Regions from separate parts of the Homo sapiens genome. Here region 1 is linked to region 2. Evidence: read pairs that join two places in POLR2A ChIA-PET (ENCODE). Cell type or tissue: B cell. All regions are shown on one strand. Each heading gives the region's core, and the rest is flanking DNA. Links, peaks and the distances in the headings are about the cores only. Region 1 has its middle 5.0 kb from the start of H2AC6. Region 2 has its middle 7.1 kb from the start of BTN3A2.

Region 1 (4,527 bases), core at 217-4,216, 230 kb before region 2:
CATTTAATCCAACAATCTAAGAGATAGGTTTTATCCTTATTCCGAATTTTGAGATGAGCAAACTAAGAAACAGCTTAAAGAACTTAAGTTGTAAGGCCAGGAAAACAGTACTTATAACAGCTGACTATTCTATAACCACACCTCCTTAAGAGATTATTGTCAGAAAAATAGAAAGAGTAAAACATCCATACATAATGGGTAAACTTTGTCCACATACCAGAATGTTACTAATGGCTTTCTAACCTCTGAAGAATTTAAGGGAAGGAGGAAAGGTAATTTTCCCCAGGGAATCTACACGAAGAGGTAAATCTTGACAATGTATTAATACTGTAAACCCAGGGAAAAAAAGCCAGTACAATTTTTATTTAGGGTGTGGCAAATAAAACAAAGGGACACGTGAAAACATGGCTCAGTAAAGAGCTACAAGACTTGGTGCAACTGACTTATTGTGGTGAGTGAGAAAAGGAGAGAGAGAAAACTTGAATTTCAATTCTTCTCTCTGGGCTCCAATAACAAGATTTTGTATTCGGTCTATTTAGTAGTGAATGATACATTGTGTTAAGTTTGTTAACCTAGAGGCTTTCATCTTAAGCAGTACTTAAGATGTAGACCCCCTCTTATTCAAATACTGATAATCAGCATAGAACTTGGCATACAAGAGACACTTGGCTGTTGGGCATTGAGAAAATGTTGAACTGAATGAATCAATGACTTAGGCAGCCAGGAAGCACTTTGTTGTAGAGAGTTGGTTTATTACTAAGGAAGACATTAAGTATTAAATATTAGACTAATAGGTTGCTAATAGTGTTTTCTCTTTCCAATAGAAAATGTCTTCTGAGGCTGATCTGGTGTCTCACATCTGTAATCCCAGCACTTGGGGAGGCTGAGGTGGGTAGATCACCTGAGGTCAGGAGTTTGAGACCAGCCTGGCCAACATGGCGAAACCCCATCTCTAATAAAACTACACAAATTAGTCAGGTGTGGCGGTGTTCACCTGTAGGCGCCTGTAGTCCCAGCTACTCAGGAGACTGAGGCAGAAGAATCACTTGAACCCCGGGAGGTGGAGGTTGTAGTGAGCCAAGATCGTGCCACTGCACTCCAGCCTGGGCGACAAAGTGAAACTCCGTCTCAAAAAAAAACCAACCCCATCTCTACTAAAAAATACAAAAATTAGCTGGGCATGCTAGTGCACGCCTGTAGTCCCAGCTACTCGGGAGGCTGAGGCAAGAGAATCACTTGAATATAGGAGGGGGAGGTTGCAGTGAGAGTGAGACTCTCAAAAAAAAACAACAAAACAAAAAGTAACAAGAAAAAAGAAACTATATTCCAAAAATCCAAATTTCACTGGCAGTTTGTTCTGGGAGCTTCAGACACATAGAAGGTGTCAGTTAACCAGTTCTTACCTAAGAGGTACTGCTAAGAGCCTAGTCCCTAAGCAAAGGGAGCTTCAGAGAAACACAGAAGGTGCCAGTTAACCAGTTCTTACCTAAGAGGTACTGCTAAGAGCCTAGTCCCTAAGCAAAGGACATTCCTCGTAGCTCTGTCCTGTCTCCTCATCTCCAAAATACTTTACCTTCTACTTTGAAATGCCCACTATTATATTCAAAAGCCCTAGTTACTTCCAGGGAAAATTATCTATTGAGCAATGAATTTCGGTAGCTTCAGTTGGATTCCAACTCTTGAGCAAGTTTTCATCTCCCTTGCCTGAATGGCCCTGGGGAGGACTATTTAAATTGGGGCGAGTGGATGAGGATGCTAAACCTAGAGGTCTCCCAATTACCAAAGGCACCTGGGCACCAGGGACTAAAGTTTGTCTCAGGAATTTACTGAGATATGAGGCTGAGATAAAATCATTTTTTGGTACATAAGGTATCTTGAACAAAGCAGATCAGTTTAACACAAAATCAACAATCGTAATTTCCCTTTTTAAATTTCCAAATCTATGTAGCAATATCCTTTCCTTTAATTCATTCATCATCTCTATTCACTTTTTGTATTCTGTAAATCATTTGAACTTTTATAAGAATTATATTTTCCCCTTGAGGTCACAAAAAAGAAAGTATTAGAAATTTTATAACCAATTTTTAAAAAATTATATTTTAAGGTTAAATACAAACCTTCTAAAGGTTTGTCATCTGTTGATCCTAAATTATAATTATAAATTTATATATTCCTGTTGAATATAATGCATGTGTGTTACAAGATTATTAGCAATTTGAGAATTTCCCGTGCATATTGGAGATGAGCAAATGGAATAAGTGCTCATGTGTAGCGACAGGATTCTCTATTTTATTTCAATACTTAATATTGTACCAAACCAAGTAAGAGGAGCATCATGAGAAAATGTACTAAAGGACAGTCATTACCTATATTTACACCTAGAAAAGAAAACTATATTATTGATAAACTGATAAATCTATTTTATGTATTTATTTATTATTTTGCTCTGTCATCCAGGCTGGAGTGTACTGGTGCGATTTCCACTCATTGCAACCTCCTGCTCCCAGGTTCAAGCAATTCTACCTCAGCCTCCCTAGTAACTGGGACTACAGGCATGCACCACCACACCCAGCTAATTTTTATATTTATAGTAGAGACAGGGTTTCACCATGTTGGCCAGCCTGGTCTCAAACTCCTGACCTCAGGTGATATGCCCACCTCAGCCTCTCAAATGCTAGGATTACAGGTATGAGCCACCGCGCCCAGTCTGATAAATCTATATTAAAAAGAATAAATATAACCATTGCATCTTCAACAGAAATTGGAATATGGCATGTAGATTTCAAAATAAAATGAATTCTCTGGCATTGAATTACTGTACTCATGTTGAAGAAATGTCAGAACTTCATTGGATGTTATTATATTACAGTTGTTTGTTTGAGTTGTAGTTTGGGCAGAGTAAAGGAGCCAACATGTCTTAGGATTTAGAACTTGTGCACATTGCCTACAGTTGAAAGAAGAAAGCATGCTAAATTCCAGCCTCTTTGGTATGTGGTTGGGACGTAAAGTTTTACCACATCCTTCATTGTCTTAGCCTACTCAGGCTGCCATAACAAAATACCAGAGACTGGATGGCTTAAACAACAGAATCTTTTTTTCCATATCTAAGAGGCTTGGAACAGAAATTCATTTTCTCACAGTTTTGGAGCCTGGAAGTTTAAGATCAAGGTGCCAACATAGTTTATGGTGAGAATCTGTTCCTGGCTAACAGATGGCTGCCATCTCACTGTGTGTTTGTATGGTGTTTCCTTGGTGCCTGCGTGGAGAGAGAGCTCTAAGTGTCTCATCTTCTGTAAGGACACCAGCCCCAATGGGATTAGGGCCCTATCCTGTGATCTTTAGTTTTATGTACCCCCTAAAGGCTCTATGTCCAAATGCAGTCACACTGGGGTTTAGGGTTTTAATAAATGAATTTTGGGGGACACAGTTTAGTCCATAACATTCTGTCCTTGACCTGCCAAAATGTATGTCCTTCTCCCATACAAGATAAATTTATTCCATCCCAGCCGGGCATGGTGGCTCACACGTGTAATCCCAGCACTTTGGGAAGCCAAGGCAGGCGGATCAGAAGGTCAAGAGATCGAGACCATTCTGGCTAACACGGTGAAACCCCATCTCTACTAAAATAAAAAAAAAATTAGCCAGGCGTGGTGGCGGGCGCCTGTAGTCCCAGCTACTCTGGAGGCTGAGACATGAGAATGGCATAAACCCGGGAGGCAGAGCTTGCAGTGAGCCAAGATGGTGCCACTGCACTCCAGCCTGGGCGACAGAGCTAGACTCCGTCTCAAAAAAAAAAAAAAAATTATTCCATCCCAACAGCCCCCTGAAAGTCTTAACTCATTCTAGCATCAATTCTAAAGTTCAAAGTGTCATCTAAAAAATCATCTAAATCAGGTTACGGGTGAGGCTCAATGTGTGATTCATCCAGAGACAAAATTCCTTTCCAGCTTTGAACGTGTGAAACCAGAAATGTTACATGCTTCTAAGGTACAATGGTGAAACAGGCATAATAGACATTCCCATTAGAAAATGGAGAAATAGGAAAGAAGGAAGGTGTAATGTGTCCTAATCAAGTCCAAAACCTGGCAAGGCAAATTCTGTTAGGTCTTAAGAAAAACCCTCTTTGGCTTGATGCCCTGATTTCCAGGCCCAGTGGTGTCTCAGTGTCACCTCTGGCTCTGTAGTTGGCCTACTCCATCTGCCCTGCCTGAAGTCTCGGTCTTTCAGTTTGGTGGGGTCCCACCCAGGCAGCCATCTGTGAGAGACTCCCACACAGTTCTGCAGGGCATCTTTGAAACAGGTAGAGTCAGCCTTGACTACATGTTCCCACCCCCACCCTATCCCATCTGTACTCTCTGAGTCTGACATCAAAGTGGCAGCCCTGGCGGCTCCTGCCTGTAATCCCAGCACTTTGGGAGGCCAATGAGAATGGATCACTGGAGGTCAGGAGTTCCAAACTAGCCTGGCCAACATAGTGAAACCCCATCTCTACTAAAAATACAAAAATTAGCTGGGCAAGTGGTGGCA
Region 2 (4,230 bases), core at 231-4,230:
CATGCCCAGCTAAATTTTAAACTCTCTAAAGAGACAGGGTCTCCCTATGTGGCCCAGGCTTGTCTCAAACTTTTAGGCTCAGGTGATCCTTCCACCTCTCGACATCCCATAGTGCTGGGATTACAGGAGTGAGCCGTCTTCCCTGGCCTGAAACTTTTACATATATTTGTTACAGCAGTTGACACTACTCTAAGCAGGATATATACCTTGCATGTTCAATAAAGAATATATAGAAATAGCAACAGTTTTCAGGGGAACATTGTCTTTGAGGATGAAACTCTGACTTTTTTTCTTATCTTGGCCAAACTCCTCCCTAAGGGACCTTGGGAGTCACCCCTACAAACCATAAAGTTTCATCAGAGGGGTTTTATTTAACCCTATGTGACGTGGTTTGCTTTCCAACCTGGCTCTGGCATGACCTCACATAATAAATAAGGAAAGAAATGAAAATATTTTAGCCCCAAATATATTTCCTTGTCTTGAAATGACCCTGCAAAGTTGTCTCTCTCTTGTGGGAATAAAATCTACATCTTTTTTTTTTTTTTTTTTTTTTTTTTTGAGGCGAAGTTTCGCTGTTGTTGCCCGGGCTGGAGTGCAATGGCGTGATCTCGGCTCACTGCAACCTCTGCCTCCCAGGTTCAAGCGATTCTCCTATCTCAGCCTCCCGAGTAGCTGGGATTACAGGCACATGCCACCACACCTGGCTAATTTTTTTGGTATTTTTAGTAGAGACGGAGTTTCATCATATTGTTCAGGCAGGTCTTGAACTCCTGACCTCAGGTGATCCACCCACCTCAGCCTCTTAAAGTGATGGGATTACAGGCGTGAGCCAACGTGCCCAGCCCGTTCTTTTCCTTTTTTTTTTTTTTTTTTTTTTTTTGAGATAGAGTCTTGCTTTTTTTCCCAGGCTGCACTGCAGTAGCGTGATCTTGGCTCACTACAACTTCTGTCTCCAGGTTCAAGTGATCCTCCTGCCTCAGCTTCCAGAGTAGCTGGCGTGCACCTCCACACGCAGCTAATTTTTCTATCTTTATTTATTTATTTATTCTGAGACGAAGTTTGGTTCTTGTTGCCCAGGCTGCAGTGCAGTAGTGTGGTCTCAGCTCACTGCAAACTCTACCTCCTGAGTTCATGTGATTCTCCTGCCTTAGCCTCCTGAGTAGTTGGGGTTACAGGCATGAGCCACCATACCTAGCTAATTTTTGTGTATTTTTAGTAGAGATGGGGTTTCACCATGTTGGCCAGGCTGGTCTCGAACTCCTGACCTCAGGTTATCCACTCGCCTTGACCTCCCAAAGCACTTGGATTACAGGAATGAGCAACCGCAGCTGGCCAACTTTTGTATTTTTAGTAGAAATGGGGTTTCACCATGTTGGCCAGGCTGGTCTTGAACTCCTGACCTCAAATAATCAGTCTGTCTTGGCCTCCCAAAGTGCTGGGATTACAGACATGAGCCATCTCGCCCGGCCAAAACTTTTTTTTTTTTTTTTTTTGAGACAAAGTCTCACTCTGTCACCCAGGCTAGAGTGTAATGGTATGATTATGGCTCACTGCAGCCTTGAACTCCCAGGCTCCGCTTCCCAAGTAGCTGGGACTACAGGTGCATGCCACCACGCCTGGCTAATTTTTGTATTTTTGTAGAGATTGGGTTTTGCCATGTTGCCTAGGCTGGTGTTGAAATCCTGGGCTCAAGTGATCCACTGTGCTTGGCTTTTTTTTTCTTTTTTTTTTTTGAGACCGAGTCTCGCTCTGTCACCCAGATTGGAGTGCAGTGACTCGATCTTGGCTCACTGCAACCTCCGCTCGGCTGGGTGCGGTGGCTCACGCCTGTAATCTCAGCACTTCAGGAGGCCGAGGCGGGCGGATCACCAGAGGTCAGGAGCTCAAGACCAGCCTGGGCAACATGGTGAAACCCCGTCTCTACAGGAAATACAAAAATTAGCCAAGAGTGGTGGCGGGCGCCTGTAATCCCAGCTACTCAGGAGGCTGAGGCAGGAGAATCATTGGAACTTGGGAGGCGGAGGTTGCAGTGAACTGAGATTGCACCCATGCACTCCATCCTGGGCGACAGAGATAGACTCCCTTTCAAAGAAAATAATAATAATAATAATAATGTTTTCATGATGCTTTGTTGATATCTCCTTCATCTTAACATATCCAGAGGCTGCTGGCCATAGTCACGTGTGAATCTTGGGAATAAAGTAATAGAACCATGGGAAGCACTCGCTATGTCTATTGACTTATGTGCTCACAACTACACAGATAATAATTGGGGGCATATTTAATCCACATCTCTCAACTGAATGACAGTTGTCAGAGGCCAGTGATCTGCTATTGCTGTTCATCGTGCCTTCCAGCTGCCTCCACATTCTAAGGCAACTACAACATGTGAGAAGAAATCGATAGGTCACCAAAGTGTGGTATCATATGTTCTATATTATAGAGCACATATGATTTAATAACAACAAAAAGCTTTCTAGGCCAAATGCAGTGGCTCACACCTGTAATCCCAGCACTTTGGGAGGCCTAGGCAGGAGGATCACTTGAGCCCAGGACCTCGAGACCAGCCTAGGCAACATAGTGAGACTCTGTCTCTATTAAAAAAAAAAAAAAAAAAAAAAAAAAAAAGCTTTCTAAGCACATCCGAGAACTGTAGAAATCACTGTGGTCTAACCACCTCATTTATAAATGAAACCATTGATATTCAGAGAGGAAGTGATTTGCCTATGGCTACCCAGGTTTTGTCCTGGGATGACGATTTAATCCTTAAAATAGTAATCTGTTTATGAGTTTTCTGATTTTAAAAGTAATTTGTTTTTATTCTGGAAAATGAGAAAAATAAGGAACTTTTTTGGAGGTTCTAACAAGGGGGTGAGTGCAGCTACTCATATATCCTTAAATGATCCGGCTGGGCGTGGTGGCTTATGCTTGTAATCCTAGCACTTTGGGAGCCCAAGGTGGGCGGATCACTTGATGTCAGGAGTTCAAGACCAGCCTGGCCAATGTGACGAAACCTCACATTGTGAGGGGGCCTGGGGCTAAGCAATAGAAAAAATTTGCTGCTGAGCATTAGGAAGTTTCTCCCTCTCAAAACTGTGTGCTCAAAGAGGATGACCTTTCCCAATAGAGGAGGCTCATTCTTATTTTTTAATTAATTAATTAATTTATTATTATTATTATTTTGAGATAGAGTCTCACTCTGTCACCCAGGCTGGAGTACACCCAGGCTCACTGCAACCTCCGCCTCCCAGGTTCAAGCAATTCTCCTGCCTCAGCCTCCCAAGTAGCTGGGACTACAGACATGTACCACCACACCCAGCTAATTTTAGTATATTTAGTAGAGACGGGGTTTCACCACATGGGTCAGGCTGGTCTCGAACTCCTGACCTCGTGATCCACCCGCCTTGGCCTCCCAAAGTGCTGGGATTACAGGCATGAGCCACCACGCCCAGCCTCTTTCTTCTTTTATTGCAGACCTCTGGGATTCAGTTTACCATGGCCCTTCTCTCAACAGCAGCCACCAGCAAACCACTTAACCCCTTGGGCTCCTGCTTCCCTTCAACCAAGAGCAACAATCATCCTTTTCTTTTCTTTTTTCTTTTTTGAGACAAGGTCTCACCCTGTCACCTAGGCTAGAGTGTAGTGGCATGATCTCAGCTCACTGCAGCCTCTGCCTACGGGGTTAAAGCGATTCTCCCACCTCAGCCTCCCGAGTAGCTGGGACTACAGGCATGTGCCCCCACGGCCAGTTAATTTTTGTATTTTTTGGTAGAAATGGGGTTTCACCATGTTGGCCAGGCTGGCCTCGAACTCTTGACCTCAAGTGATCCGCCTGCCTCGGCCTCTCGAAGTGCTGGGATTACAGAAATGAGCCACCACGCCTGGACAGAAATGTTAAAATTTTAAAAAATTATTTTAATGCCAATTTAAATCTAAAAATTGTAACCTAAGCAGACTCTATATCATCTGGTTCACATCTTTATAATCAACTGTTGTGGAGTGGTTCCAGTTTCCAAGGAAACTACTGTTTATCATATCAGTGACCAATGACTTCCCTAATAACAAATTTTAACTTTTAATGCTGCATTTTTTAACTAGTTCCCATCTCTTTCAGTAGTTAGAAGACATATTTTCAGATGTATTATAAAAATTAGTTTTTGTCTAAACAAGTTTTTTACATAACTCTGCTGAAGAAACTCTGGCCTGAAAGATGAAGTCCAGCTTTCTTGG

The links. Peaks named below come from ENCODE experiments on the same cell type or tissue, not always from the same donor. Only the 100,000 strongest peaks of a DNase experiment are listed, where the experiment ranks them.
Region 1: POLR2A ChIA-PET joins it to region 2 with 6 read pairs; 4 of 35 experiments call an interaction of 5 or more read pairs at or near these places.

The regions. Positions count from the first base shown.
Region 1 is chr6:26,126,874-26,131,400 of GRCh38, forward strand. No RefSeq gene overlaps it. Among named protein-coding and RNA genes, the nearest start is that of H2AC6, 5.0 kb to the left of the region's middle. In B cell, for the core only: no CTCF peak of the experiment used is centred there; no DNase peak of the experiment used is centred there; H3K4me3 peaks cover 1,637 bases; H3K27ac peaks cover 2,542 bases.
Region 2 is chr6:26,355,960-26,360,189 of GRCh38, forward strand. No RefSeq gene overlaps it. Among named protein-coding and RNA genes, the nearest start is that of BTN3A2, 7.1 kb to the right of the region's middle. In B cell, for the core only: no CTCF peak of the experiment used is centred there; a DNase peak (open chromatin) is centred at 2,692; H3K27me3 peaks cover 1,175 bases.